2 separate regions of the Homo sapiens genome follow, and region 2 is linked to region 1. The links are chromatin loops, found by intact Hi-C in ENCODE. Cell type or tissue: PC-3. All regions are shown on one strand. Each heading gives the region's core, and the rest is flanking DNA. Links, peaks and the distances in the headings are about the cores only. Region 1 holds the start of LOC105378813 (a long non-coding RNA gene). Region 2 has its middle 580 kb from the start of LINC01781.

Evidence for each region. Hi-C counts contacts between places; a loop is a spot of excess contacts. Peaks named below come from ENCODE experiments on the same cell type or tissue, not always from the same donor. Only the 100,000 strongest peaks of a DNase experiment are listed, where the experiment ranks them.
Region 2: a loop joins it to region 1, with 8 times the contacts of the local background. A loop is called at or near these places in 2 of 110 quality-filtered maps.

The regions. Positions count from the first base shown.
Region 1 is chr1:81,169,989-81,186,518 of GRCh38, forward strand. LOC105378813 (a long non-coding RNA gene) reads right to left here and starts at 7,859. Exons shown (of 2, transcript XR_947531.2): 1 at 7,759-7,859. In PC-3, for the core only: no CTCF peak of the experiment used is centred there; a DNase peak (open chromatin) is centred at 9,443; H3K27ac peaks cover 722 bases.
Region 2 is chr1:81,103,933-81,120,462 of GRCh38, forward strand. No RefSeq gene overlaps it. Among named protein-coding and RNA genes, the nearest start is that of LINC01781, 580 kb to the left of the region's middle. In PC-3, for the core only: a CTCF peak has its summit at 10,463 (motif pointing right); no DNase peak of the experiment used is centred there.

The DNA of each region.
Region 1 (16,530 bases), core at 7,824-11,823:
AAGTCAGGTAATGCGATTCCTCCAATTTTGTTCTTTTTTCTCAGGATAGCTTTGGCTATTCTGGGTCCTTTGTGGATCCATATACATTTTAGCATTGTTTTTCCTGTTTCTGTAAAGAATGTCATTGGCATTTTGATAGGGATAACAATATTAATTTTTTCAGTGAAAGAATGTGGAGTATCTTTCAAATATTTTGTGTCCTCTTCAGTTTCTTTCATTAGTATTTTATAGTTTTCATTATGGAGATCTTTCACTTCTTTGGCTACGTTAATTCCTAAGTATTTAATTTTACTTGCAGCTACTGTAAATGGGATTATTTTCTTTTCTTTTACTTGTGTGTGTGTGTGTGTGTGTGTCTGTGTGTGTGAGACAGGGTCTCACTTTGTCGCCCAGGCTGAAGTGCAGTGGTGTGTTCTCGGCTCACTGCTGCAACCTCTACCTTCCTGGTTCAAGGGATTCTCCTGCCTCAGCCTCCTGAGTAGCTGAGAGTACAGGCCCACACCACCATACTCAGCTAACTTTTGTATTTTTTGGTAGAGATAGGGTTTCACCATGTTGGCCAGACTGGTCTTGAACTCTTGACCTCAAGTGATCCACACTCCTTAGCCTCCCAACATGCTGGGATTCCAGGCATGGGCTACCACGCCTGGCCTGGGAATACTTTTTTAATTTATTTTTTTAGATTGTTCGCTGTTGGCATATAGAAATGCCGCTGATTATTGTATGTTGATTTTGTGTCCTGCAACTTTACTAAATTTGTTTGCCAATTCAAAAAGTTTTTGTTGAAGTCTTCAGGTTTCTCCAAATATAAGACCATATCATGTGCAAACAAGGATAATTTGTCTTCTTCCTTTCCAATTTGGATGACCTTCATTTCTTTCTCTTGTGCAATTGCTCTAGCTAGGACTTTTAGTACTATGTTGAATAACAGTGGTGAAAGCGGGCATCCTTGTTGCATTCCAGAGCTAAGAGGAAAGGCTTTCAGTTTTTTGGCATTTGGTAAAACACTAACTGTGAGTCTGTCATATATGGCTTTTATTATGTTGAAGTATATTTATTCTACACCCAGTTTTTTGAGGGTTTTTATCATGGAGGGATGCTGAATTTTACGAGATGATTTTTCAGCATCAATTGAAATGATCACATGGTTTTTTCCCTTCATTCTGTTGATATGATGTACCATATTGATTTCTTCTTTAACCCATTGGTTGTTCACAGAAGCATGTTACTGAATTTCCACATATTTGTGAATTTTCTCCAACTCTTCCTGTTATTGATTTTGAGTTTCATAACACTGTGGCCTGAATCGATATGATTTCAATCTTCTTAAATTTATTGACTTGTTTTGTGGCCTAACAGTTGGTTTATCCTGGAGAATGTTCCATATGTACTAGAGAAAAATGTGCATTCTGCTGCTTTGGGATGAAAAATTCTGTATATGTCTGTTTAGGTCAATTTGGTCTAAAGTGCAATACAAGTTCTGTATTTTCTTATTAATTTTTCTGTCTGATTGGTCTTTTAATTGTTGAAAGTAGAGTACTTAATTCCCCTTACTATTATTATATTGCTATCTATTTCTCATGTCCACTAATATTTGCTTTATGTATTTAGGTGCTCCCACGTAGGCTACAGATATATTTACAATTGTTATGTACTCTTGATGAATTGACCCCTTTATCATTAAATAAAACTTTTTTTGTCTCTTCTAACAGTTTTTGACTTAAAGTCTGTTTTATCAGATGTAAGTCGAGCTACCCTGATCTCTTTTGGTTACCAAATGCATGGAATATCTTCTTCTATTCAGCCTGTATCCTTAAAGGTAGGCTGGGTCTCTTATAGTCAGTATATAGTTGAACCTTGTTTTTGTATCCATTCTGTCACTCAGTGTCTTTTAGCTGAAAAATTTAATCCAATTATATTTAAGGTTATTATCAATACATAAGGAGGACTTACTGCTGCCATGTTGTTATTTGTTTTCTGGTTGTTTTGATATTCCTTTGTTCCTTTCTTTTTCTCTTGTTTTCTGCCTTTGTGACTTGATAATATTCTGTAGTGCTAAGCTTTGATACCTTGTTTTATTATTTGTATATCTGCTGTAGTTTTTTGTTTTGTTGCTACCATTTGGCTCACGTAAAACATCTTATACTTATAATCAACTACTTGATGCTGATACCAGCTTAACTTCTGTTCCATACAAAAACTCTAGGCTTTTATTCACCCCTCCCCATTTATGTTTTTGATATCACGATTTACATCTTATAGTGTGTATTCCTTAAAAACTTATTATGACTTTCATCATTTTTGACCATTTAACTTACAAGTCTTCCATACTGGAAGTATGTATGATTTAAACACTGCTATTACAATATTGGAGTATGCTAGATATGACTTTGTATTTACCTCTACCAGTGCATTTTGCACTTTCATATTAATTCAGAGTAATAATTCTTATCCTTTCATTTCTGCTCAAAGAACTCCCTTAAGTAGTTCATGTAAGGTAGACCTAGTGGTGATGAATTCCCTCAGCTTTTTGCTTGTCTCAAAAAGACTTTATTTCTTCTTCATTTCCGAAGAACAGTTTTGCTAAGTATATTATTATTGACTAGCAATATTTTTCTTTCAGCACTTTGAATGTATCATCCCATTCTCTCCTGGTTTGCAAGGTTTCTGCTGAGAAATCTGCTAATAGTCTAATAAGAATTCCCTTATATGTGACCTGACATTTCTCTCTTGCTGATTTAAAATTATTTCTCTGACTTTAACTTTTTACGGTTTGATTATAATGTGCCTTGGAGAATTTTTCTTGGGTTGAATCTCTTTGGGGACCTTTAAACTTCATGGATTTTGATGTCCATATATCTTCCAATACATGGGAATTTTTTCAAAAATTATTTCATTATATATGTTTATGTCCCTTTCAGTGTCTTTTCTCCTTTTGGAACTCCAATAATACAAATATTTGTTTGCTTAATGGTGTCTCATAAGCTGCATAGGTTGTCTTTACTCTTTTTCCTTCTTTTTTTTTCCTCCAACTGAGTCATTTAAAAAGACCTGCCTTTGGGCACAGTAGTTCATGCCTGTAATCTCAGCACTTTGGGAGGCCAAAGCAAGCAGATCACTTGAGGCCAGGAGTTCGAGACCAGCCTGGCCTATATGGTGAAACCCCCTCTCTATTAGAAATAGAAAAATTAGCCATGCGTAGTGGTACATGCCTGTAATCCCAGCTACTCGGGTGCTGAGGCAGGAGAATCACTTGAACCTGGGAGGCAGAGGTTGCAGTGAGCCAAGAGTAAGAAACACTACACTCCAGCCTATGCAATAGAGCAAGATTTAAAAACAAACAAACAAACAAAAAAACCCTGTCTTCAAGTTCACTGATTCTTACTTCTGCTTAATCTGGTCAGCTGTTGAAGCTCTCCATTGCATTTTTTTAGCTTATTGATTGACCTATTCAAATGCAAGATTTCTGTCATATTCTTTTTTATATCTATCTGTTCTCCGAATTTCTCATTTAGATTATAAATTATTTTTCTAATTTCATTGAAATGTCTCTCTGTATTCTCCTATATCACACTGAGTTTCCTTAAGATCATTATTTTCAGTTTTCTTCAGACAATTCATAGATTTCTGTTTCTTTGGGATCAATTACTGGAAAATTATTGTGTTCCTTCAGTGGTGTCATGTTTTCTGACTTTTTCATGTTTTTGTGTGTGTCCCTATATTGATTGCGCATCTGGTGGAGCAGGCACAACTTCGAAACTGTACAGAATAGCTTTTGTAGGGGAAGATTTTCACCTGCAGATGTGACTAAAGCTGCTAGCTGAAGAGGGTACGTGGCCTTTGGTTTGGGAATGAGCACAATGGTATAGTCTCCATGCAGCTTTTTTGGTTGTGACCAATGTCAGCAATAACTGCAGGTGCCTCAGTGGTCTAGACTGTATGAGTTTGTGAAAGTAGTGATGGCAGTATAGGTTATTAGGTTTCTGGTGGCAAGGGATTTAGGGACCCTCCTTTTCTTGTCTTCCCAACATTGAGGAGTCTTATCTGAGAGAATCACTCTAGATGTTGGGTCCGACATGTCCCACCAGCAGCTGCAGCAGTTCTGGGATCCAGGGCACAAGTGCTCAGAGCAGTTGTGGAGTCATGGTCCCGGGCTCAGAGTCTTGCAAAACTACTATAGCACCTGGGACTTGAGGTTCATGTTTACTCTTCATGGCATAATTGGATTCATTTATCCCACAAACCTCTGTTGCTCAACAGCTCAGGCCCAGGGAGCAGGGATTTAGCTGTGGCTCTGACTCTGTGGGCCAGGACACTGGCATGGCTCCAAGAAGGGGTGCTCTGAAAGCTCAGGGCCTGGGGAGCATGGCACATGTCTTAGTTCATTTTGTGTTGCTATAACCTAAAACCACAGACAGTACAAAAATTTATTCTCTCACAGTTCTGGAAGCTGGGAAGTTTAAGATCAAGACACTAGCATCTGATGTGGACCTTCTTACTATGTCCTCTCGTGGCAAAAGACAGAAAGGGAAGAAAGGATGAAGCTGAGTCCTCAGGTGTCAGAAGGGCAGAAAAGAGAGAACCCACTCCCACAAGTTCTTTTTATATCTGTATGAATAATCTAATTATAACCTAAACACCTTCCATTAGACCCTGACCTCTAAACACTGTTGTATCAGGATTTAAGTTTCTACCACATGAATTTAGAGGGGATGCATTTAAACCGTAACAGTGCAGCTGCAATGTAGGACCCAGAATCAACAGGGTATAGCATCAGTTCAGGCCCCGGCAGATAAATTATCATGCAACTGTGACTCTGGCCCTGGGATGATGGGGCAGGGCAGTAGCCCAGGATTTGTGAGGCCTGAACAGCAGCAACAAGAACTCAGGAATGGCAAGCTGCATGTGTGGCTTGCACCTTGGGGGACAGGGAGCCACACAGAGATGACTCTACTTCCCAGGAATGTGAAGCACCTCATCAGCTCAGACTCTGTGCAGGGCTGGTCCAGTTCCAGGAAGGTGAGTAACTTTGACTGATCAGCCTGGAGGGCAGAATGGCTCAGCTCAGCCAAGGCTTTCATTCCCTTTGACATCAGGTGCCACATCTGCTCAGCCCCAGAAAGCACGGCTACACAGGTCAGTTGAGGCTCCAATTCCACAGGAGGTAGTGTGCCATGATGACTTGAGCACCAGGAGTGTGACTATTCTGGTGTACCAGGGGTGTGAGGTAATAGAGGATGAGACACCATGTTGGCTGTGATAACAAGGGGATGACTGTTCCCATGTTCCAAGGTCTAGAGTCTCCCAAGGGACAGAGTGCTGGGTCAACTCAAGCACTAGAGGGCATGACTGCTCTGGTGTGCCAGAAGCCTGAAGTCCCTGGGGGGTGTGACACTGTGTTGGTTTCAGCACCCGGGACACAACTGTTCCAATGTTGTCAAGGCTCAGGACCCCAAGGAGGCAGGTTGCCAATTCAGCTTGAACCCCAGGGGGCAGGGCACATCAGCAAGGAATAGGAAGATGGAACGCTTTGCAGTGCTTGGACCCAGAGAGTAGGGCATAGCCTCAGCATGGCTCAGGGATGGCACACTACCAGGGGGGCATGGTGCCATGGTGACAAAGCCTCAGGGGTGCACCCTTAGAGGTGTAAAATCTACTTTACCCCAGAGCAGGACATGCTCTAGCAATGGTTCCAGCTCCAGGACAGCATCTCAGGCCATAGGTTGATGGGGTATAGCGTAAGCTACTTCTCTGGGGATAGCACAATGTGTGGACTCTCGGGAAGTCCTTCAGCTGGGCTCAGAGCCTGTGAGGACTGCAGAAGTCTCCTATAGTGAAGTATAGTGAGGTGAAGATAGCAAGTGTCCACAGTAGTGATGGAGGCTGCTGGGTTCCTCTTATTTATCTTTTCCCATAGGGAGAAATTTCTCCTAGTTCCAAGCTGATCCCAACTGGGGGAAGGGGTGGCAGAGGCAAAGTGGATTTTTCCCCTTTCCTATACAGCCATCCTGGATTTCTGTGCTCGGCAGGCTTTCTGCTACTCCTTTGCTGTTCCCCTGTGCTCTCCTTTAGTTATTTTGGACAAAATGTTGTTCTCTATTTGTTGTTTGGGGATTTGTGTGTGTGTGTGTGACAGGGAAGATAGGTAGGAACTTCCAGCTTTTGTGTTGCTCTAAAATTAAGAACATTTATCTATGTGCATATTCTGATACATAAGTAAAAATTCACACATTTACAAATATGTATAAAGAGGCAGATTTTCAAGCATGGCTTTTCTTTAAAATCCATGTAACGTCTACTTCACCTTTAGTTAATAAATGAATTCATCACCTGCCTCCACTTTTGCATTTTTTTTTTCAGTTTTGTTCTATAAATCTTTTTATCTATTTTTCTTTTGTTACTCCAAAGTTATACAAATATACTACCTTCTAAATAGATCAAAATTATATTTATTATTTTATTATTGTCATTTTGGAAACAAGGAATATAGCAAAGAGATTTGAAAATTTGCTTTAGAATAAATCAAATGTTCTAAGGTAAACTGCAATGTCCGTATTGACTGCATTCATTAGTCAGTATCAATTTTGGACTCTATTTTGTCTATCCAAACCTAAACTTTGATATTTACAAAAGTTAAGGGTCATATTTGTATGCACTCTTTAGTCTTATTTGTGATCAATAATGTCCTTGCTCCTCAGCTATTCAAAAATGAATGTTTCAGGACACTGGGGACAATGTACCTTGAAGTGAGATTTAACTATATGCCATTGTTCACAGTACCTCCACTGACAAGCGGTAACTTACTTCTCTAAGATGAATACAAAAATATTTAGTCGTAGTAACATAGAATAATTATTTCAACTGTTTTCTCTCCTTGGGGGGAAAAATATACCTAAACTATTATAACCAAACAATCTTCCTTCATTGGGCTTATAAAGTAATTAATTTGGCATGCAAATCTTAAAGAGAGAAAATGGAGATTAGAAAAGAATCCATGATTGTATTTACTAATCATACCCATTTTCACTTTTTTTTTTTTTTTTTTTTTTTTTTTTTTTGAGACGGAGTCTCCCTCTGTGGCCCAGGCGGGAGTGCAGTGGCGCAATCTCGGCTCACTGCAAGCTCCGCCTCCCGGGTTCACGCCATTCTCCTGCCTCAGCCTCCCGAGTAGCTGGGACTACAGGCGCCCACCATCACGCCCGGCTAATTTTTTTTGTATTTTTAGTAGAGACGGGGTTTCACCGTGTTAGCCAGGATGGTCTCGATCTCCTGACCTCGTGATCCGCCCGCCTCGGCCTCCCAAAGTGCTGGGATTACAGGCGTAAGCCACCGCGCCCGGCCTCACATTTTTTAATTATTAAATCTCCCTTAAGAATTTGTTCTCCAATGAAGAGAAACATAAATTATCAACAATTCTAAAAACAGGTTTGTTAAATGTCAAAGTATTCTTACCATTTTTTTCTTAGTTGTTGCTCTTGTAGCTAACTGTTCTCTTATTAAGTACACAGATATGCTGGAAACATAATGAAGGCTGACCTTTCAGTTGTAAGTGCGCCTTAAAAAGATCAGTTCTACAGGGCCTGCCATCCATTTTTTGCATGGTTGTTGAAAAGGTGGCAAAAGTCTTATGCAGAACAAACTTCTTTTTAGGCTTTCTTTTTCATATTGCTTCTTGCATGAAATAGCAAGGCAAAGAAGTGCAGACTTACAAATCTCATTCATTGAGTATGAAGTATACAATATATATTATGCTCTTACCATATGCCTTCACTGTTTTACACACTGTGGATACTATTGTGTCTGGAATTGGTGGGTTCTTGCTCTCACTGACTTCAAGAATGAAGCCGCAGACCCTCGCGGTGAGTGTTACAGCTCTTAAGGTGGCGCGTCTGGAGTCTGTCCCTTCTGATGTTCAGATGTGTTCGGAGTTGCTTCCTTCTGGTGGGTTCGTGGTCTCGCTGGCTCAGGAGTGAAGCTGCAGACTTTCGCGGTGAGTGTTACAGCTCTTAAGGCAGCGCGTCTGGACTTGTTCATTCCTCCCCGTGGGCTCGTGGTCTCGCTGGGCTCAGGAGTGAAGCTGCAGATCTTCGCGGTGAGTGTTACAGCTCATAAAAGTAGCATGGACCCAAAGAGTGAGCAGTAGCAAGATTTATTGCTAAGAGCGAAAGAACAAAGCTTCCACAGTGTGGAAGGGGACCCGAGGGGATTGCCAATGCTGGCTCGGGCAGCCTGCTTTTATTCTCTTATCTGGCCCCACCCACATCCTGCTGATTGGTAGAGCCGAGTGGCCTGTTTTTTCAGGGCGCTGATGGGTGCGTTTACAATCCCTGAGCTAGATACAAAGGTTCTCCACGTCCCCATCAGATTAGTTAGATACAGAGTTTCAACACACAGGTTCTCCAAGGCCCCAGCAGAGCAGCTAGATACAGAGTGTCGACTGGTGCATTCACAAACCTTGAGCTAAACACAGGGTGCTGATTGGTGTATTTACAATCCCTGAGCTAGACATAAAGACTCTCCACGTCCCCACCAGACTCAGGTGCCCAGCTGGCTTCACCTAGTGGATCCGGCACCGGGGCTGCAGGTGGAGCTGCCTGCCAGTCCTGCACCGTGCACTCACATTCCTCAGCCCTTGGGTGGTCAATGGGACTGGGCGCCGTGGAGCAGGGGGTGGTGCTCGTCAGGGAGGCTTGGGCCGCACAGGAGCCCATGGAGTGGGTGGGAGGCTCAGGCATGGCGGGCTGCAGGTCCCGAGCCCTGCCCCGCGGGAAGGCAGCTAAGGCCCGGCGAGAAATCGAGCACAGCGCTGGTGGGCCGGCACTGCTGGGGGACCCAGTACACCCTCCGCAGCCACTGGCCCGGGTGCTAAGTCCCTCATTGCCCAGGGCCAGCAGGGCTGGCTGGCTGGCTGCTCTGAGTGCGGGGCCCGCCAAGCCCACGCCCACCCGGAACTCCAGCTGGCCCGCAAGCTCGGCACGCAGCCCCGGTTCCCGCTCGCGCCTCTCCCTCCACACCTCCCTGCAAGCTGAGGGAGTGGGCTCCAGCCTTGGCCAGCCCAGAAAGGGGCTCCCACAGTGCAGTGGGGGGCTGAAGGGCTCCTCAAATGCTGCCAAAGTGGGAGCCCAGGCAGGGGAGGTGCCGAGAGCAAGTGAGGGCTGTGAGGACTGCCAGCACGCTGTCACCTCTCACTATGGGAAATGAGGATTCTTGATATAATAGAGTGTATATTTTGGGGAAAAGCAGAAGTGAGATGGAAAATATAAGGATTTCAGATAAAGGCATACCTCAGAGATAATGTGGGTTTGGTTTCAAACCACTGCAATAAACTGAATATCACAGTAAAGTGAGTAACACAATTGTTTTGGTTTCCCAGTGCATATTGAAGTTGTGTTTACACTACACCATAGTCTATTACATGTGTAGTAATAGCACTTTGCCTATGAGGTAAACATGTACAAAGGTCAGGGTGGAGGCATGACTAACACAAGATGTTAAGAATGATATGAACGTGTCTTTGCTATTTCTGCCTAATGACTCAGTCTGATATAAAACCCTTTCTTCTGGTAAATGGTGGCATAGAGTATGGGATAGTGTGATAGCAAATTTGACCTTTTATTAATCACAAAATAAAAAACCTCTAGCTTAAGTTTGGAGATTTCTCAAAGAACTTAAACAGAACTGTCATTTGATGCAACAAACCCATTACTGCTTATATACCCAAGGGAATATAAATTATTCTGCTGTAGAAACTCATGCACGTGTAAGTTTGTCACAGCCCTTTTCACAATAACCAAATCATGGATTCAACCTAGATGCCCATCAACAGCAAGGACTTAAATGAGGCAAGAGGGTGCTAAACATTGAATACACATGGATACAAACAGGGGAATCATAAACACGAGGACTTACTTGAAGGTGGAAGGTAGGAGGAGAGTGAGGATCAAAAAACTACCTTCAGGTACCATGCTCACAAACTGGGTGATGAAATCATTTGTACACCAAACCCCAGTGACACACAAGTTACCCATGTAACAAACCTGCACATGTACCCCCAGATTCTAAAATAAAAGTTGGAAGAAAAGAAATTAAAATTAAAAATCTCTAGCTTAAAAAATTCTGATTATAATTTTAAAATATAGTGCACCAATTTTATAGCTGATACTTGGCTTTGCATTTGCTATTTTGATTTGAGTTTCTCTGATTATTAGTAAGTATGGACATTTATTTACAGAGTAATTAGCTACTTCTATTTTCTTTTGTGAATTATATGCAAGCATACCTAAGAGATATTGTGGGGTTGGTTCCAGACCACTGCAATATAGCAAATATTGCAATAAAGAAAGTCACATCTTCTTTTGGTTTCTCAGTACATATAAGCTATGTTTAAACTATACTGTAATCTATTAAGTGTGCAATAGCATTGTGTCTAAAAAATGTATATACCTTAATTTAGCACATTTTATTGCTCAAAAATGCTAATAATCACCTGAGCCTTCAGCTCAGCCTTTTGCTGGTAGAAGGTCTTGCCTTGATGTTGATAGCTGTTGATTGATCAGAGTGATGGCTTTTGAAGGCTGAGGTGGCTTTTCAATTTCTTAAAATAAGACAAAAGTGAAGTTTGTCATATGAAGTGACTCTTCCTTTCACAAAAGAGAGTCTCAACATGCAGTGCTGTTTGGTAACATTTTATTCACAGTATAACTTTTTTCAAAATTGGAATAAATCCTCTCAAACTTTGTTGCTGTTTCATCAACTAAGTTTATATAACATTCTAAGTTCTTTATTGTAATTTCTACAATGTTCACAATATCTCCATCAGGAGTAGGTTTTATCTTTAGAAACTACTTCCTTTGCTTATCCATAAGAAGCAACTACTCATCCATTCAAGTTTTATCATGAGATTATAGCAATTCAGTCACCTCTTCAGGCTCCACTTCTAACTCTAGTTCTCTTGCTTGTTACTACCATATCTGCAGTTACTACCTTCACTAAAGTCTTGAACCCCCTCAAAGTCATTTATGAGGGCTAGCCTTAACTTATTCCAAATTCTTGTTAGTGTTGTTTTTTTACTTCCATAAATCACAAATGTTCTCAATGACATCTAGAATGGGAAATCCTTTCCATAATGTTTTTAATTTCTTTTGCCCAAATCCAACAGAGGAATTACCATCTACAACAGCTATAGCCTTACGAAACATATTTCTTAGATAATAAGACTTGAAAGTCAAAATTACTCCTGATCTATGAACTGCAAAATAGATATCATGTTAGCAGACATGAAAATAACATTAATTCCTTGTACATCTAGATCAGAGGTCTTTTATGACTAGGTGCCTTTTCATTGACCAGTAACACTTTGAAAAAAAAAATCTTTTTTCTGATTTGTAGGTCTCAACAGTGGGCTTAAAACATTCAGCAAACCATGCTGTAAACAGATGTGCTGTCATCTAGGCTCTGTTGTTCCATTTATAGAATACAGGAGCACAGGCAGACAGGATTTAGCGTGTTCTTAAGAGCCTTGGGATTTCAGAATGACAAATGATCATTAGCTTCAACTTAAAGTCACCAGTTGAATTAGCCCCTAACAGAGAGCGAGAGTCAACCTGTTCTATGAAGCCTGGCATTGACTTCTCCATGCTACCCATGAAAGAACTAGCTGGCGTCTTCTTCTAATACAATACTGTTTTGTCTACATCGAAGATCCGTTTTTTATTGTAGCCACCTTCATCAATTATCTTTGCTAGATCTTCTACAGAACTTGCTACAGTTCACCTTGGAGAAGTTGAGGGAGACATCAACACTTGCTGCTTTACCTTGCACTTTTATGTTAGAAAGACAGTTTCTTTCCTTAAATCTCGTGAAGCAAACTCTGCTAGTTTTAAACTTTCCATTTGCAGCTTCTTTACCTCTCTCAGCATTCATAGAATTGAAGAGCGTTAAGGCCTTGCTCTAAATTAGACTTTGACTTAAGGGAATTTTTTGACTAGTTTAATCTTCTATCTGCAACACTAAAACTTTCTCCATATCAGCAATAAGGCTGTTTTGTTTTCATTCATGCATTCACTGGAGTAGCACTTTTAATTTTCTCCAAGAGCTTTTTCTTTGCATTCACACCTTGGCTGTTTGGCACTTGAAACCTAACCGTTGGCTTGTCTCAGCTTTCAACATGCCATCATCAGTAAGCTTAACCATTTCTAGTGGTTGATTTAAAGTGAGAGACATAAGGTTATTAACTGGCCTAATTTCAATATTGTGTGTCCAGGAATAGGGAGGCCTGAGGAAAGGAAGAAAAATGCTGGAATCACCATAGCAGATATAATAATAATAATAAAGTTTAAAATATCGTGAGAATTACCAAAACGTGACACAGAGACACAACGTAAGTACATGCTATCGGAAAAATGACGCCAATAGACTTACTCAGCTCAGGGTTGCCGCAAACCTTCAATTCATTAAAAAAAAAAAAAGTTATTTGCAAAGCACAATAAAGTGCAATAAAGTGACTTATGCCTATAGTGACCATTGCTATGAAGAAAATTGATAATAAAAATAGGATAGTGCTAGGCATGGTGGCTCATGCCTATAATCTCAGCACTTTGAGAGGCTGAGCAGGGCAGAATGCTTGAGCCCAGGAGTTTGAGAGCAGCCTGAGCATCGTGGCGAAACCCTGTCTCTACAAAAAAATACAAAATTTAGCTGGGCATGGGTGGCACACACCTGTAGTCCCAGCTGCTCAGGAGGCTGAGGAGGGAGAATCACCTGAGCCTGGGAGGTGGAGGCCTGCAGTGAGCCATGATCAGACCACTGCGCTCCAGCCTGGGTGGTGGAGTAAGACCCTTTCTCAAAACATTTAATAATTAATTAGTTAATTAATAATAATAATACGATGCAGCTTGATTGGGTAGGAGGGGAATCCTACTTTAAAAAGGGAAGGTAACTGAAGATGTAACATTGAGGCTGTCATCTGAATAATGAGAATGAGTTAGCCAGGCAAAGCTCTAGCAAAAGAGTTTTCCAGACCTAGGGAACCAAATGCAAAGGCTCAGAGGTAATAACAAGCTTAACATATGTGAAGAAAAGAGAGATGGGGAGAAAACTGACAAATTGCAAGACATGGAGAAAATGAAGCCAAAGAGTTCGTTGGAAGCCAGATTAGAAGAGCTTGAAAACCTAAATTGGAAGATGGGATTTTATTCAATCCAAAAGTTTTTGTATGGTTTTAAGCCAAAAAAAAAATGCTATGGTAGGGTTTGTATATTTAAAATATCCGTTTGTTGATATGTTAAAGCGGGACCCTAGGGAAATGAAACTAAAAGAGAGATCAAAAAGCTACAGAAATAGTCCAAAAAAGAGATGACAGTAACTTTAAGTTTCGTTGTTAAGAATGAAAATCATGAGAAGTAGCGTGTTCAGGAAGTGCTTGAGATAGAGTCCAAAAAACATGCTGATGTATCGTGTGTTAGGAGAGAGGGAAATAGAGGAATCAAATATAGCTCCTGAGATTAGTATACAAGCAATTTGTTAGATGATAGACCCATTAACTGAAGTAGAAAACAGTGGGGGAGGAGACGTTTAGAAAGATGTGAAAAACAAGAATTCTGCCTGTTGAAATGGGGTTGCCCTCTCCAACTTGAGGATGATGTAGACATAAAACTCTAGCCATGCTTGATCAACTTTAGGGAAAAAAAAATTGCTACCTTTAAAGGAGTACTAAGCACACTATATGCCTAATCACAATTAATTCTCACAACATTGCTATGAGAAAACTGCTGACATCATATTCTTTATACAGATGAGAAAATTAAGATTTAGAGAGGTTACATGCATTGTGAAAAAAAAAAAAAAAAAAAAAACCCAGCAGTGGGCATTGAAAATCTACATCCAAATTTGGCTGACCCCAGAGCCCAAGCTCTGAAATACTATGTGTCAAGAAAAGGACCCCTAGTACAGATAAAGTTTACCAAAATTCCAAGGAAGAAAGCCATTTCCAAGTCTCTGGGGAATGGATCTGGATTCAGGAGGTTTTCGTCATAAGAATAAAAATGGGATCTAGAAAGTCAATCCTATATCAAAGGCGGAGTAGTAACAAATTGTCTTTTGGCTCATTCCAATAGCCATAGCAGACTAAAGAAGATAAATTTCCTTTCCCTGTGAAGACTGTTCCAAGAACAAGAGATAGCACGTAATTTGCCACTTGGCTGTTAAGTGGTTCTGGTTGCGTGGATTGGAAAGATGCTAGTTCCAGGATCATTCAGTCAGTCTGAAGGCAATTTCCTCCTTTATACTAGTCATCACTGATTGGGCAGAACATAAATAAGTTGCCCAAGCAGTTGCTTCCATCAGACCCTCACCAGCTCTAATGCTGGAGAGGATATTGAGAAAGAAATAGTTAAACCAGCTGGGCATGGTGGCTCATGCCTGTAATCCCAACACTTTGGGAGGCCGAGGCGGGCAGATCACCTGAGGTTGAGAGTTCGAGACTAGCCTGACCAACATGAAGAAACCCTGTCTCTACTAAAAATGAAGAATTCCCCAGGCGTGGTGGCGCAAGCCTGTAATCACAGCTACTCGAGAGGCAGGAGATTCGCTTGAACCCGGGAGGCGGAGGTTGAGGGAGAGCTGAGATCGCGCCACTGCACTCCAGCCTGGGCAACAAGAGCGAAACACAGTCTCAAAAAAAGAATGAATAGATAAAAATAAAAAAGAAAAGAAACAGTTAAACCAAGTTATCTTAAGAGTTGTGGTTGAAGGAACACATGTTTAGTATTTTTATATTGAAAATAGCCTTTCCATATTTCTCACCAATTGGTAGATTATTTCCTCTTTGGATAACCTTTAGAAAGAGATTTCCTTCTAAAAGGAGTCTTAAATATATCCCTTAGGCTGGGCGCAGTGGCTCATGCCTGTAATCCCAGCACTTTGGGAGGCCAAGGCGGGTGGATCACCTGAGGTCAGGAGTTTGAGACCAGCCTGACCAGCATGGTAAAACCCTGTCTCTACTAAAAATACAAAAATTAGCTGGGCATGGTGGCACACGCCTATAATCCTGGCTACTCGGGAGTCTGAGGCACGAGAATCACTTGAACCTGTGAGGCAGATGTTGCAATGAGCTGAGATCACGCCACTGCACTCCAGCCTGGGTGACAGAGTGAGACTTTACCTCAAAAAAAAAAAAAAAAAAAAAATCCCTTAAATTATGATAAAGTGGAGACTGGTAATCACTACATGAGGCTAGACAGAGCACTAGATTTGAAAGATAAAAAATCAATTTTAGGACTAATAAATAAGGCCACAAGACATTTCATAATACTTGGAAGAGTAATCTCAGCTACACCATAAAAGTACTTAAGGTCCTATTCCAATTCCTTAAGTGAAGAGACTTAAAAATTTATATCTGGACTACATACTATAATCTATCAATATGGCATAATCAATTAATTACATTGTTTATTAATCTGATACTAATTAGATAATTCATTCGACAGATAATACCTAATAAGACTCAGACACTGTGCTGGGTGTTGGATACAATGCTGAAGAAGATTTTGACCTCTTGAAGTACACAGTTTGATGAAGGAGGCAAATAAACAATGTGTAATTGCAAATACTGATAACTGGGAAGAAGAAAAGAATAAAACTCAGTGGGAGAGAATAATGAGGAAGACTTAGTTTAGATTGGTTAATCTAGGCAGGTTTCTTTGCAAAGGACCCAGTTGGGGAAGAAGGAATGAAATGCAGGCAGTTAGAACAGCTCATGCAAAAATCAAGAACCTGGTGAAATTCAAGGAACTGAAAATCATGGGTGTGGCTGGAGAGAAGTGAAGGTAGAAGGAGATGGATTTGGAGAATAGGAAGCAAGCAGATCATGAAAGGTCTCATTAAAACATGTGGGCATTTTAATTGCTTGTTTCTAAATGCAAGAAAAATCAAGAACGCAGCACAACCTGATAGAGGTTCTTAAAAGACCATGCTGGATCTTATGTCAATAGTGGATTAACAGAGAGCAAGATTAAAGCTAGAGAGACATACTCTTAGGCTATATTTTATATGGGGAATCTTGATGGTGGCTTAGCCTAAGAGGTACAGTTGCAGTAGAGATGGGGAGAAAGGTGTGGATTAGACATTCATTTTGAAGGTAAAATAAACAAAGCTCGGTGATGTATCACAGCTAAAGAGGAAGAAGTGGGTAAAAAAGAGCAATTTCCAATTTTTAGCCCTGAATCCATGGGTAGATAGAATTAATACAAAGAAAACTGACATTGTTTTAATTCTATTATTCAAATTCAGTTATTCTTATTAAAATTTTTATTGTTTTGCCAAATAAAATGGGAAAAATTATTGATTTCATTTTTGGCTGAGAGAATGAAAGGCACTTTCTGCGGTGACCTCAGATAAAGACAGCAGCCAAGCTTTCTGTCTTGGAAGACTTTCCTCTTTGTCTTCCTGGGGAATTAGTAATAGAATTCTTGTCCAATTCCTCAAGCCCAGGCCTGCAGGGTGAGCCTGCTCACAAAAGAATATTCTGGGAGG
Region 2 (16,530 bases), core at 8,290-12,289, 66 kb before region 1:
TCAGCTATAGGCAAATGGCTCATCAATTCAATTGTCATTTCTGGTTTTACTGAGTTCAATTCAGGATTTTGACTCAGTTCGTTAAGGTTTTCACTCCCCTTCCTTTTGCATACCCTCATCTCTAGTGCTTAATTATAGTCCTGGCATCAGGTGAGAGGAGTCTGGTCCACATGACGATATCCTCTAACCTTGCTGCTCTCCACTGTTGTCAACATGCTAATCCTGGCATGCATCATCATGCTCTGGCAATTGCTGCTGACATCCATGATCTTTGTGGCCTGTGACCAAGAAGTTCACAGTGTGCTTTTGTTGCACACATCTCTATTAATCAGCTAAGTTATGCTACACTAACAACACCCAACTCATACTTGTTTATAACAACAAATATTTACTTCTTGTTCTTGCTGCATGTTCATTGAAGGTCAAAAGCAGTTCTATTCAACATCAACCTTTTCAAAACCTTTTAAAAAATAATTTCAATATTATCTTAGATACAGGGGTATGTACAGGTTTGTTACATGGGTATATTGCATGAAACTTAGGTATGGGGTACAGATTCTGTCAGCGAGCTAGTGAGCATAGTAGGCAATAGGTCGTTTTTCCACCTACAACTCTCTTCCTTCCTTCCCCATCTAGTAATCTGCCGTATCTATTGTTCCCATCTTTATGCTCATGTGTACTCAATGTTTAGCTCTCACCTATAAGCCAGAACATGCAGTATTTATTTTTCTGTTCCTGCATTATTTCACTTACCATTATGTCCAGTTGCATCCATGTTGCTGCACAGGACAAGATTCAATTCCTTTTATGGCTGTATCGTATTCCATGGTGTGTCTGTACTGTTTGCTTTATCCAGTCAACCACTGATGAGCACCTAGGTTGAGTCCATGTCTTTGCTATTGTGAATAGTGCTGAAATGAACATACGAGTGAGTGCACGTGTCTTTTTGCTAGGATAATTTGTTTTCTTTTGGGTATATACTCAGTAATGTAATTCCTGGGGTGAATGGTAGTTCTATTTTAAGTTCTTTGAGAAATCTCCAAACTGCTTTCTATAGCAGTTGAACTAATTTACATTCCCACCAGCAGTGTATAAGTGTTCCCTTTTCTCCACAGCTCCGCCAGCATCTGCTGTTTTTGACTTTTTAATAGCCATTCTGACTGACGTGAGATGGCATCTTATTGTGGTTCTGATTTGCATTTCTCTAATGATTAGTGATGTTAAGCATTTTCTTATATGCTTGTTGGTGGCATGTATGTCTTCTTTTGAAAAATGTCTATTCATATACTTTGCCCACTTTTAAATGGAGTTGTCTTGTTTTTGCTTGTTAATTTAAGTTCCTTATAAATTTTGGATATTATACCTTTGTCAGTTGCATACTTTGCAAATATCTTCTCTCATTATGTAGGATGTCTGTTTACTCTGTTGATGGTTTCTTTTTCTGTGCAGAAGCTCTTTAGTTTAATTAGGTCGCATTTGTCAATTTTTGTCTTGTTGCAGTTGTTTTTGATGTCTTCATCATAAAATCTTTGCCAGGTCCTATGTACAGAATCGTATTGCCTAGGTTTTCTTCAAGGATTTTTATAGTTTTAGGTTTTACATTTAAGTGTTTAATGCTTCTTTAGTTGTTTTTTGTATATGGTGTAAGGAAGGGTTCCAGTTTCAATCTTCTGCATATGGCCAGGCTGTTATCCAGGTACCATTTATTGAATAGAAAGTCCTTTACCTGTTGCTTGTTTTTGTCAACTTTGTTGAAGATCAGATGGTTGTAGGTGTGCAGCTTTATTTCTGAGCTCTCTATTCTGTTTCATTGGTCTATGTGCCTGTTTTTGTATGAGTACCATGCTGTTTTGGTTAATGTAGCCCTGTAGTGTAGTTTGAAGTCAGGTAGTATGATGCCTCCTGCTTTGTACTTTTTGTTTAAAATCTTTGGCTATTCAGACTCTTTTTTGGTTAAATGTGAATTTTACAATAGTTTTTTTCTAATTCTGTGAAAAATAATGTTGGTAGTTTGAAGGAAATAACACTAAATCTGTAAATTGTTTTGGGCAGTATGGCCATTTTAATGATATTGATTATTCCAGTTCGTGAGAATGAAATGTTTTTCCACTTATTTGTGTCATCTCTGATTTCTTTCAGCAGAGTTTTGTATTTGTTCTTGTAGAGATCTTTCACCTCCTTGATTACCTGTATTATTAGTTATTTCATTTTTGTGGCTATTGTAAATGGAATTGTGTTCTTGATTTGAGTCTCAGCTTCAATGTTATTGATATATAGAAATGCTACCATCTTTTGCATTAATACATTTATTTTAAACCCTGAAACTTTACTAAAGTTATTTACCATTTCTAGAAACATCTTGCCTGAGTCTTTAGGATTTTTTAGATATAGAATCATATAATCAAGAAAGAGAGATAGTTTCACTTCTTCTTTTCCTATTTGGATATCTTTCATATCTTTCTCTTGCCTGATTGCCTGGCTAGGACTTCCAGTACTATATTGAACAGGAGTGGTGAGTGTGGGGCCTCCTTGTTTTATTCCAGTTCTCAATGGGAATGGTTCTAGCTTTTGACCATTCAGTATTATGTTGGCTTTGGGTTTGCCATAGATGGTTTTTATTATTTTGAGATCTGTTCCTTTGAGGTCTAGTCTAGTCTGTTAAGGTATTTATCATGAAGGGATGTTGGATTTTATTGAAAACTTTTTCTGCATCTATTGAGATAATCATATGGGTTTTTTTTTGCCATTCGCCGTTGCTTATGTGGTAAATCGAGTTTGATTTGAATATACTGAATCAGTCTTGCACCCCAGGAATGTGGTGTATTTGCTTTTTATTATTATTATTATTTTTTTTTTTTTTGAGACAGGGTCTCTCTCTGTCACCCAGGCTGGAGTGTCATGGCATGAACATGGCTCACTACAGCCTCAACCTCCTGGGCTCAAATGATCCTCTTATCTAAGCCTCCTGAGTAGCTGGTACTACAGGCACACCCCACCATGGTCAGCTAATTTTTTAAATTTTAGTAGAGACAAGGTCTCACTACATTGCCCAAGCCAGTCTTGAACTCATGGGTTCAAGTGATCCTCCTAGCATTCACCTCCCAAAGTGCTGGGATTGTAGGTGTGAGTCACTGCATCCAGCCTGTATTAACTTTTTAACATGCTGTGGATTCAGTTTGCCAGTATTTTGTTGAGGATTTTTACATCTATGTCGGCTGGGAATATGGGCCTGAAGTTTTCTTCTTTCCCAGTGTCTCTGCCAGATTTTGGTATCAGGCTGGTGCTGGCTTCACAGAATAAGTTAGAGAGGAGCCCATCCTCCTCAATTTTTTGGAATAGTTTCATTAGGGCTTGTACCTGTTCTTCTTTATGTGTCTGGTAAAATTTGGTTGTGAATCTATCTGTTCCAGGCCTTTTTTGACTGGTAGATATTTTATTACTGATTCCATTGCAGGACTTGTTTTTCACCTGTTCAAGTTTTTGCTTTCTTCATGGTTCAATCATGGGAGATTGTGTGTTTCCTAGAATTTATCCATTTCCCCTAGATTTTCTAATATGTGTACATAGAGTTATTCACAATAGTCTCTGTGGATTTTTTTGTATTTCTGTGGGATTGGTTACAATGTCATCTTTGTCATTTCTGATTATACGTATTTGGATCCTTATTTTTCTTTATTAATCTAACTAGCAGTCTCTGAATCATATTTATTCCCTCAAAAAAGCCACTTTTAGTTGATTTTTTGTATGAATTTTTGCATCTTACTTTAATTTCATTTGTCTGTAATTTTAGTTATTTTCTTCTGCTAGCTTGGAGGTTGGTTTGTTCTTTTTTTTTACCCTCACTTCCCCAGATTTTTCTAACTTCTTGATGAAGGTATTTGGAGCTATAAACTTTCCTTTTAATACTACCTTGGCTGTATCCCAAAACGTTGGTAAGTTGTGTCCCTATTTTCATTAATTTCAAATTTTTTTATTTCTGTCTCAATTCCATTGCACACCAGGAGTTATTCAGGAGCAAGTTATTTAATTTTCATCTATAATTTTAAGAGATCTTCTTGATACTGATTTCTGTTTTTAATATACTGTGGTCCAAGAGTGTACTTGGTATGATGTCAACTTTTTTAAGTTTGTGATTCAGCATGTCATTTCATTATGCTTAAGAACCATTGCTGGGGAGCTAGTGGGTTTGTTTGGAGGTTAGGGGACATTCTGGCTTTATTGCCAGTGTTCTTGCATTAATCCTCTCTCATCTGAAAGGGATGGTATTCCTTTAGTGTAACAAAAGTTGACAATAATCAGTTGGCTTCATTTCTGGATGTTTTCAGAGGGTTAAAGTTATGTACATAATCTGGATTTGTGGCTAGTTCTTGTCTGTGGTTCCACGGTAGTGTATATTAGCAGAATATTTTTTGGTGATGTAGTTTGGGCTGCAATCCAGTAAATGATGCTTAAGAGTAATGGCTAGCAGATAGGTTCTTAGCCATGCAGCTCTTTTGTATTTCCTCACATTCACAGGCGTGCTCTGCAGTGTAAGAGAACGAGATGACCACCTCACCAAGTTCATTCCTGGGCTTCAGGTGAGCTCCCTCCAATCACTGCTGGTGTGCCCACATTTCTTTTTTCTTTTTTTCCAAGAAGAAGTCTCACTCTCTCACCCAGGCTGGAGTGCAGTGGTGTGATCTTGGCTCACTGCAACCTCTGCCTCCCAGGTTCAAACAATTCTCCTGCCTCAGCCTCCCGAGTAGCTGGGATTACTGGCGCCCGCCACCACACCTGGCTAATTTTTGTATTTTTTTAGTTGAGACGGGGTTTCACCATGTTAGCCAGACTGGTCTTGAACTCCTGACCTCGTGATCCACCTGCCTCAGCCTCCCAAAGTGCTGGGATTACAGATGTGAGCCACCGTGCCCGGCAGGTGTGCCCACATTTCTTTGGTAGGTGTTCCAGGATATGGGGCTTCCTTGGGAAGAGTCCCCCGCAGGGAAACAAGCCACATCCTTTCCAGACCAGCCCTTCAGAGAGAAGTACGTTCCACTTCCATGCCAGCCCATGAACCCCTGTGTTTCACCCCTCTCAGTGCCCTGAGAGTGCGGGACTCTACCCTGCTTAAGTGCTGAGTACAGATCTTGGCTTGGCATTCCCAAGCTGTGTGCCATAGCCCTGGGGCACAGGGATCAGCCGGCAGCTTGGGGTAGAGCTCCAGCTGCACTGGGGTATCCTAAGTGCTCCCAGGTTTTTGGGAAACTACTCAGGTGGAGCAAAGCACCCAGGCTGGACAGTGGAGGCTGCACTGTGCACCACTCCTACAGGACAGCTAGGCAGGGGCCCTGAAGGGCTGGCAGGCAGAGGGCCTATAGAACAAATATACCCCGCCCCGCAGAGCAGCCAGGCCCACTGTCTCCGAGTCCAGCAGTCAGCTGGGAGCTAGAGCTTCTCAGAAGGAAATGTGGAGCCATGGAGGGTGAGTGCCCATGGCTGCATCCCACCAGAGCTGTCTACACACAAAAGCCCCTGGGCGTGATCCACATTGGAGGAAACCTGTCTCTGCCTACTCTCTGGGTAGAGCCCCCTACTAGCTCAAATGTCCATGGGGAATGTGGAGTCCCCTGTAGCGAGGATCCCAGAAGTACATGGTAAGAGTGAGCTGTGACTCAATCCCTTCATTCACCCCTTCCCCAGGAGCCGTTTGGGGTTGGGAACTAGTCTTAGCATTCAAATACTCCATTCAGTGTTTCCAGCTTCCTCCCTCTTCAGCTCCAGAGTCTGCATTGCCTCTCCATCCACTCTCAGTGTTTTCTCTCCGAATACCTGCTCAAATTATGTTGGTTTACTCAATATTTTTGTCTCCCTCAGTGAGAGCAGCACTTCCTGGCTGCCTCTAGTCAGCCATCTTGTCCCCTTCCCCTCAACATTGATTTTTATTCAAGGTTAGAATCTGAAGGAGAGCCTCCTATCAAGGATTGGCCAACTCATAGTAGAAGAAAAAGAGAGATGATGGAGCCACATAACGGATCTTAAAGTTTCTGCTAGAAAGTGCTTATGTCCCTTTAATTTACATCTCATTGACAGAAGTCACATGAACTTCCAAGTCTAATTTCAATGAGGTGAAATAGTATAATCTTTTCCCAAAGAGGAACAGCAAATATTTTTAATAATGTAATCTACAGCCCCGCAACATACCAGGCTTCTCTGGGTCCCCCAGATCACTCTCTGGCAGCAACATGCACATTTCACATACACCACCTCATCAAGGTATGGTGAGCAGACACAGTAGAGAGTTCCAGATTGGTGGAAAGACATATAGCTTCCTAATGACATATCTCCAAACACATTTCAAGCTCAATTCTTACAGTTCTAAGAGACCTCCCCCTAACATTTGCAAGGCTAAGTCAAGAATAAAATGGAGGCTCACATATTATAAATTTAAATATTTAAAAGTTATAAGACATGCTACCAAATGATTACATAAAATATGCTCTAACTTATGCCCTAACAAATAAGTCTTCATTAAGACTTGAAAGTTTAGTTCCTCATCAGAACATGACAGAGCAGAGAGAGCTTCCCCAGGCCCAGGTCTCAGGCCAACTTTGATGGGTATTATCTTCCCACTGCTATCTTTCTGACACACTCAAAAATGCCTCATGCTCATACATTAGGACATTCTAGCCAGCCTTCTCATGTTTTATCCACATCTCCCACATCTAAGGCTGCACTCACCAGCAATAGCCCATAGTGTGGGAAAAGGCGCACACAGTATTTGGGGACGAGTTCAAAAACACATGGGTTGGAAACTCAGGAGCTGTGGACCCTGTAGCATGGTTTAGAAGGGTACACGTAGGCTGGGTGAGCAGATCTCTTTGGACCCAGGACCCCTCACCAATGGGGAAGGTAACCCAAATAAATGCCAAAATGGAATGGGGGAGGGGGACCCTCAACTATGATCTAAGAGTACTAAGTCAAAATAAACTTTAGAGGATATACACCTAAGTTACATATACATCAAAGTATAATTTCACATGTTTGTGTATGTCAGTAATAGAACCTAGTCATAAAATGATTCTACAGGAGGCCGGGTGTGGTGGCTCAAGCCTACAATCCTAGCACTTTGGGAGGCCAAGGCAGGCGGATAACTTGAAGTCGGGAGTTTCAAACCAGCCTGACCAGCATGGTGAAACCCTGTCTCTACTAAAAATAGAAAAAATTAGCCAGACATGGTGGCACATGCCTGTAATCCCAGATAGTTGGGAGGCTGATGCAGGAGAATTGCTTGAACCCGGGAAGTGGAGGTTGCAGTGAGCCGAGATCACACTGCTGCACTCCAGCCTGGGCGACAGAGCAAGACTGCCTAAAAAAAAAAAAAAAAAAAAAAAAGATTCTACAGGTACAAATTTATAGTTAGATCAGAGGAATAATTTCTGGTGTTCTATCACACAGTAGGATGACTATGGATAACAATATTGTTTTGTATATTTCAGAATAGCTAGAAGGGAGGATTTTGAGTGTTCTCAACATAAAGAATTGATAAATATGAGGTGACAGATATGCTAAATACCCTGGTTTAAATATTACACAATGTATACTTATATCAAAATATACATTGTACCCCATGAACTGTACCCCATAAATATGTGCAGTTATATGTCAATTAAAAACATTTTTAAATAAAAATCATCGTAAAGATACTAAAATATGTTTTAAGGCTATCTTCCTTCTCACTTCTGTTCGACTGCATATACTAACTTCATCCATTATGATTGGTCTCACCTTTGCTTACCTTTGAGCAAAACTGACCCACTCAGGGGGTGCTTTAAGCAACTCCTGTCCATTTTACAGAATATCTATTTCTTTGGGAAAGAATTCCTTGAAATTTTCATATAAATAATTATCTTTAATATTTTTTAAAAAGCTTTATTAACAAAAGTGTGCATTCTTTTAAGACCTCTATATCTACTACTTAAAGTAATGTCTATTTGTCTTTGCAAATAACTCAACACAAATTCTGACTTTTGTCTAAGAATATCCTAACAGATCAGGATGTCCATGTCAGCGTGGTGAGTCACTAGTGATTTTTCTTCCTTCTTTGGCATGATAACCACCCTGTGATCAGGGAGTTGTTTTTTGTACATAACTGTCCAAGCTTGCTTTCTTATTAGCAAGACTCTGCCTATGGCTAATATAAAAATGTTTTTCCCTGGGTGAAATTAAATGAGACTCCATCTGTGGCCTCACTAGTACCCAAACCTCAATTTCTCTTCCGCCAACATCACCTCCATAGAACATGTGCATAAATGAATAAGTACTATATCTGGTGAGGCTGGCAAGTCCTCTTTAGAAAAACAAAGGAATTACTTTACAAATCTGAGTTATGACATGTGAGTTAGAAATTTGCCTGGTATGAGAATATCCAATTTTAAGTTTCTTGTCCCTCACTAGCCAGGCAGTTTTTAAGAAAACTGCCAATTTGCTTTATTTCATATGTACTTAATTTCTTGATTCTCAAACAGGGAAAACGTGAAACAGAAAACCTCACATGTAACCAAGCTGAAACAAGAAAGACAATTACTTTTCCCTAATGAAATGTTCTATTTCCTTACTTTGCTGTTTCATTAATTTCCCAACTTCATTTTATGCTGATCTAGATTTTAGTAGATTTCCCGGAACACAACTTGAGCAAAAGACATTTGAATTAATTCAAAAAAAATTATGTATCTGTGGCGCTTGAGGTATTTTTCATGAGCTGGGTAATGGTAAAAGGCAATATCCACGTTTCTCTGCCACAGAACTTGTCATTTTAGAGCTGAGGTGGTGTGGGCAGATTAAAATAGGCAAAAGAATAAGAATTAAATATAGTTATAATTATGACAAATAAAAAGATAGAATGACTGAGGGGCACATAACTTTTCAGAAGCCCTCTCTGAAGACGTGAGATGTGAGCTAAGAACTTACAAAAAAGATGAAGCAACACATGTGGATATTTGGAGGGAGTCTCAGCCCCCAAAGTCAACATCAAGCACAAATGCTCAAGAAAAGAACAAGTTTGGTGTGTTCCAAGACTGGAAGAAAGTCATTGTGATGGGAGCATAATGAACAAAGGAAGAGTGGTAGGAAATGAGGAGGGTTGATTACCCAGGGGTTGAATTAACTAGGCAAATACAAGGAGAGTTCCATGTTATTTTTAGCAGGAAGTCACCGGTGGAATTTCAGCTGAGAAGCAATGTGATCCAATATATACTTTTAGGAAATGGCTTTGGTTGCTGAGTGTAGAATATATCTTGAGCTAGGTTATGAAGGAATGGGTGATAGGGTAGGAGGGAGTGAAACCAGGGAACCAGTTAAAACACTGATATTTCTGACTTCAAGTCTTCACATATAGAACAATAAAACAGCATCCATACTCTATGTTCACTGACTTTTCTTCTTGGCCTTTGATCTGGGTTCATAGTTTGTGCTCCCCTTATATCATGAAGTCCCTTACATTTGCTGCATTTGCTCAGAGCTCATCCTCTCAACCCTTGTGCAGAAGAATTTGCAGAATTTTCCTCTGATAAAGGCACAGAGCAGTCACCTGGAATTACCAGACTCCTTTGTCCAGAGGGATGACAGTATTCAAAGAAGCTATGCACTGTTTTCCAGAACTTGCTAAATATTATCTATAAGTCAGTAATTTTAGATAATAGGAAGATATAATTTATTTTTACCTCTTTCTGGATTAGTCATTTTAAGTTCTTAAATTGTAATTGATGAGAAAACCAACTTCATGGACATGGAAATTCCTTCAGGCTGTGAAAGAGCAAAAAAGCCAGAAAAAAATCTGATTTTTTAATTGAAATTATTGGATACTGGCAGCTGGGTAGCATTAAGAGGATTAGAAACATGCCTGGTCTTCTATTTAGTTTTCTGTCCTTATCATACATGTCCAGTCCAATTTCTGGAACATTACTTTTGTTGTCAGTTATTAATCTTTCTGAGGTGGAACAGTTTGTGGTTTTGGTTCAGTCAATAACTTCTTTGGTAGTAAAATCCTCTCTAAAATGCAGTGACTCATGTGTGTTTTTTAATTTTATTTCTGGCTGGGTATTGCAAGCTTCCACTTTGGTAAAGCTGTGGTAGGGACCAAATCCATGCTGTTTATGAAAAAAAAAAAAATCTCTCATTTTAGTAGATAGAGGAAGGTGTTTCCCATTGCTGGGAGGTGTTGGGTGATATTTACATTTCTTTTCTTCAAAAATCTCATCATTGTGTTTTCTGTGCTTTCAAGGGATAGGTTTAACAACAGAAACGAGATAGTGGTTTAGACTGAAAAGAATCGTAAGCAGGAAGAATATTACCATGTTTTCTAACAGACACTTTCTCTGCATCAAAGCTTGAGTCTACCAAATTATTGAAAGGAGCATTTGCAACACCAAGCCTCAATAAAGAATAGAGAAAAAAAAAAAAAAAAAACTCAGGGCAATGTTACCAGTGGAGGGCGTCCAAGTTCCTGGCGGCTTGAACAAAGAATTGGAAAAAACACACAAAGAAAGAAAGAATGAAGCAGCAAAAGCAGAGATTTATTGAAAATGAAAGTACACTCCACAAGGTGGGAGCGGGCCTGAGAGTATGGGCTCAAGAGCCTCATTACAGAGTTTTCTGGGGTTTAAATATCCTCTAGAAATTTCCATTGGTTACTTGGTATGCGCCCTATGTAAATGAAGAGGCTGAAGTAAAGTTACAAAGTCATTTACTCGGTTTGCGCCCTCTGTAAATGGAGAGGATATTTGCTATCATAGCTGAAGTGTTTCCATTTGATTTACTTCTAGGAAGTCAACGTGAATTGGCCTTATGTTTCCTGCCTCCAGACCCCATTCTCCTGCCTTAGTATCTTTTTGAAAGATTTTGTAAATTTCGTTAACTACTACAATTAGGTGGACAATACCATTACAAGGAAAATTTTTAAAGTGTGTAAAGATTTGCTTGGATCTCTGTCATAGTCGTCTTCTTCCTTTCTTAAGACAGCTCCCTTATTCTTGAGTCCAGATAGCCAAGCACTCACTTATCTTCTCTAGGAGCTACTATCCTTGCTTTCAATTTAGCCACAGGTAATTTGATATATGTCAGTTTATGTATTAGATGCAAACTATGAATGTTTAATCCTAAGCAGCCAATATCATCTTTGTGCTTACAAGTTTCTTGACCAAATCTTAGGTCTAGAACAATGCAATCTATGGCTTCTATGGCTGAAGATGTAGAATTTAATGCAAACATTGTAATGGGACAATTGTTGACTACACCCCGTATTAATAATATTTTTTCCCATGTTCCAAACTAATTAATGCAGTGAAAAATTCTAGATGCTGACTGTGGACTCTGGATCAATTTGCTTCTATCAATCAGTACCTCTAATTCAGTCCATGTTCAAATGACCTTAAGAAAAGAATATCAGTACCTATATCTTGTCAAATGCAGGGTTTTTTTTGTAATGAACCAGGATAGGCTAGGACTGTTCTGCAGTAACAAATAACCCTAAAATGTTAATGTCATCAAACAAGAAGAGCTTCTTTCTTGTTCAGGCTACATGTCATTGAAAGCAGGCAAGGGGTGTCTTGCTCATTAAACACAATATGGGATTCAGGCTGAATGACGAGCCACTATTTCCAGCAGTGCCACTTCCTGAGTCCATGGAAAAAGAGCTTCAGGGAGCAATTAAAATGTTCTAGCCTAGATGTGACATACTCGGAGCTCATTGGCCAAAAGTAGTCACATGGCCTCAAGGGGCAGGGGGAGGGGGCTATGTAGATTGCATGCCAATTGCAGGAAGTACAATTCTACATATGTCCTAGAGGAGGGAGAAGCAGAAATATTTTGATGAACACCTTATTGATTACCACAGCACTTCACTACTGGCCTGCCTGAAGGCTTTCTGTGGACTGCTTCATTGAGTTCCAAATACCTGATTCCTTTCTAGCAACTTAGCCTAAGGAATCAGTCCTTCCTGGAAGACTATCCTATAAAGGTTGCTGATCCAAGGAAGGAGAAGGTAGCACATCACGTTGGCTTTTTTACCTGAAATTCTGATTAGTTAGGACATATAGGCTGGTATTGGTATCAGTCTCCTTCCTGACACTTGCACAATAGCAACTCCATGAACTGACCTGCCAGCATATATCCTAACGCTGGTAGAGACAGCACTTTGTTGTCCTATGTCTCTGAGATTTCCCACAGGGAAACTGAGTGTTCCTGGTACTTTCCTGGCATCCTGGAACTTCCGCTTCTCTGCGAAATACTTCCACACCAGGAAATAAAACACCATTAATAATCACTCATTTGGAAGGTGAACCAGCTAGAAAACATTTTCTGAGTTGTGCCCTAGTTTTGCTCAAGGGGATTCTATTGATCCATTCCCAGATATTCTGTTAGGTTCCTCAGTTTTCACTTCAAAAAATGTAAACCTTAATCCCAACTTCACTGTCTAGTGGGTAGATATGTATAAATTGCTGCAGTCCAGACATTCACCAGAGATAGAAGCTTGCATTATTTGCTACCTAAAATGATTAGGAACTCAGCTAAGCCTTTTTCTTTCTGCCTTCATTTGTTTTAAAAGCCTTTTGAGGTGTAATTTACATTCTATAAACTACACATATTTAAAATGTACAATTTTATGTGATTTGACTTATATAAACACCAGTGAAATCATCAATACAATCACAGAATGAACACATCCATCATTCTCAAAAGTTTCCTGGTGCCCCTTTTTTTTGTTCCTTTCTCTGGTCCTCATCTTCACCTGTCCCCAGGTAATGCATGATGTGCTTTCTGTCACTATAGATTAATGTTCATTTTCTAGAATTTTATATAAAGAGAATCACAGTGTATGTACTTTCTTGTATGGCTTCTTTCACTCAGCATAACTATTTTGAGGTTTATCCATGTTGTTACACATACCAGGGATCAACTTCTTTTTACTGCTGAATAGTATTCCATTGAATAAATATATCACAATGTGTTTATCCATTTACTTGTTAATAGACATGCATGTTGTTTCCAGTTTTTTAATACTACATATGATTCTGCTATGGACATTTGTATACTGATCTTTGTATGGACATATGCTTTCATTTTCCTGAATAAATACCTACAAGTAAAATGACTAGGTCATTTGGTGGAAGTATATTTTTTAAAACTGCCAAGCTGTTTTCCAAAGTGCCGTATTATACCATATTCTCAAAAGCACTGTGTGAAAGTTCCAGTTTCTATAATTTATCTTCCAACACTTGACATTGACAATCTTTTCCATTTGATAACATTACAATACATGTGTAGTCATATTTCCATCTGGTTGTGATTCGCATTTCTCTAATGACTAATGAGGTCATCTTTTCATATGCTTATTTGCCACTCAGATATCACTTTTGGTCAAGTATCTGTTCAAATCTTTTACCCATTTCCTTTAATTATTTTCTTTTCTTATAGAGACTCTATTTTTTGTTTAAAATATTTAAATTTTGGGACAATGACAAACTTATACAATGCTTTGTAGAAGTATACAAAGACACAGTTGTCCTCACCCATTGAAGAATAGTCAACCTGATGCTGCATCACCTCTTAATACATTAATATGTATTTCCTGCAGAAGAGATTATCACACATAACCACAGCACATCCATCAAATCCAGGAAATTAACATTTGTGCATTATTACCGTCTACTATTCAGAACTTACCCAAGTAAGTTTGGCCAATTATTCCAATAATGTCTTATAAAGCATAAAAATTCAGTTCAGAATCACGTATAGCCAGGTATTATGTAATAGCCATGTATTTTTAGTTTCCTTAAATCTACAACATTTCTTCATTCTTTTTCAGCCTTTTAGGACTTTAAAACTTTTAAAGAAACCAGATCATTCATTTTGTAGAATGTCCTTCAGTTTAGGTTTCAATCCTGGTTGCATGTTTTTGACAAGAATATCACAAAAATAATGGTGAACTTTCATGTTTGTACATTATTTTTTTTTCAAAACACCTTTATTGAGGTATAACTGACAAACAATAAACTGCTCATACTTAAAGTATTCAGTAAGCTTTAACCTATGTATACATTGTTACCAAAATCACGATAATAAACACACCCTTAACTTTCCCAAAATGATCCTGGAGCCCTTTGTTATACCTCTGCTTCAGGCCTTCTCTCCCAACCTCAGACAACAAATGATCTGCTGTCACTGTATATTTGTTTGCATTTTCTATATAAATGAAATTATATAGTATGCACTATTCTTTGTCTGAATTCTTTCACTTGACATACTTATTTTGAGATTCATTCATGTTGTAACGTGTGTCAACATTTATTCCTCTTTATTTATAAGAGAATATTCTATTGCATGGTATAACACAGTTGTTGGCACCTGTTGATGGACATTTGGGTGGTTTCCACATTTTTACTATTAAAATAAAGCTGCTATGAACATTCATGCATAAGATTTTGTGTGGACATATGCTTTTATTTTTCCTGGGAAAATACCTTGGCATGAAATAGATGAATCATATGGTAAGTGTATGTTTTACATTTTAAGAAATTGCCAAATATTTTTCCAAAGTAGTTGTGCCATTTTACACCACCAGCTGGGTGAGAGATCCAGTTTCTCCACTTCTTCACCAGCACTTGGGAGGGTCAGACTTTTAAATTTTAGCCATTCTAAAAGGTGAGCAGTGGATCCCTTCATGGTTCAGTTTGCATTTCCACAATGACTAACAGTGTTGAGAATTTTTCTGTGTTTATTTGTCATCCATATATCATGAGCTGTTAACAAATCACTCAAAATATGCTTGTTAGCAAAATTTTAATGTTATATTCATAATGAAAATCTGTGGTTCTGTATGACAATTCCCTAGGGCTTTTTTTTCTTTAGAGGTCAGGGGAGTTCAAAATGTGTTTTTTTTTTTAATTCCTTATCATCAGTGGTACATGCCTCTGCACTGAATAGTTGAAAACCTAGTGCCCCTTTCTGTTGGAGCTCTTCAAAATTACAATTATTAAAATACAAAAAGACCTAGGTATCTCCCTCAAAGTATTTTTTATGGATGCTATAATTTGTTGCTATTTATTTATTTACTTCAGTATTCAAAGCTTATGATTAAAAGCAGAGTATGGTTATCAGACATACAAAAGTAAAGACATTTCCCACATATTCTGTTGGCTTTCTTTCTCAAATAGCAGTTTTTTTTTTTTTTTTTCAGTCAAGGCTATCTTAATGTCCTCAGAGGCATTGAATTTCATGATGCTACGTGCTAGGAGGTGATTCTGGAAATAAAATATCTAACCAATGTTTTAGGTACTTTGGGATACAAAAATATGAACAAACCTGTTTCCTCTTTCTCTTTTGCACACAGCTAAACTACAATCCCAATTGCCCTTTGTAGTTGGGAATGGTCAGGTGATTAGATTAAGTTTTGGCCAATTGAATAAAAATAGACATAATATGTGCCTCTTCCAGATCTGCTCATAAAAATTCATCCCATGTGATCCTCAGCATTCTTTTACCTTCCAGGATGATCTTGTTAAAAGCATTAAAAATTATAGGTCAGCAAGATGGAACAAGACTGAGCACCTGAATCATCATTTGGAGGCAAACCACACATGGATCGGGAATACCAATTTGGTAGATTATGTGAATAATTTCCATTGCCTTAAACCACTGAAATTTGGGAACTTGTTTGCACAGCAACTAGAGTTATCCTTACTAATGCAGAAGTCACTAAGGTCAGAAAGATACATCAGTAATAAAGTTTCTACATTTTTCTACTGGTACTTCTTTCTCCATTTTCGGACTTCAGGCTTCAAGCCCCTGATGGAATGCTGAAGCCCACTGAGACAACAGTGCTTAGAGTTTAATTGAAAGGCGTAACTACTGTGCAACAGTCCTTTTAATCAAGATGTTAAAAGGAAATTTTATTAAACTGTGATTGAATATATAAAATTAAGATGTAATGCATTTTAAATATATTAGCTCAAATTGTAAAATATTAAATTAAGATTTAATATATTAAATTAAACACAGATTAAACTAAATTGAAAAAAATGCTTTTAAAATCTCAAATACACCAGAGAAATTATTAACCATTTTATTTAAAAGTGAAAATCTAGCAAGTACCAAGTGATAAAAGGGGGAGTTTTCAAGGGAAACTAGTTGCACTGGGGACATAGCAGTTGCTCCCTGAGGTAAATGAGACTATTGAAAGACTAAAGCTGACATTTGATTCTGGATTAAAGAGAATAAAAGCAAAATGTAATGACACGTTGAATTCCACCAGAGCCCATGAGATACCAGTGGCAGTGCCAAACCTGACTTTGAGCACATGGCTCATCTATTTAGAGTTATTCTCTTTTCCCACACCCAACATAAAAACCCCTTGAAAATGATTTTGTTGTTTGTGCTTATATTTTTGTGAGACAAGCTGGCTCTCTGCTGACACCAACCCTTAAGTCTAGCAGGAAACTTTTCACAGGAGGAAAAGAAAATAGAAAGAATGGTATTTAAAACTAAAAAATGACATTA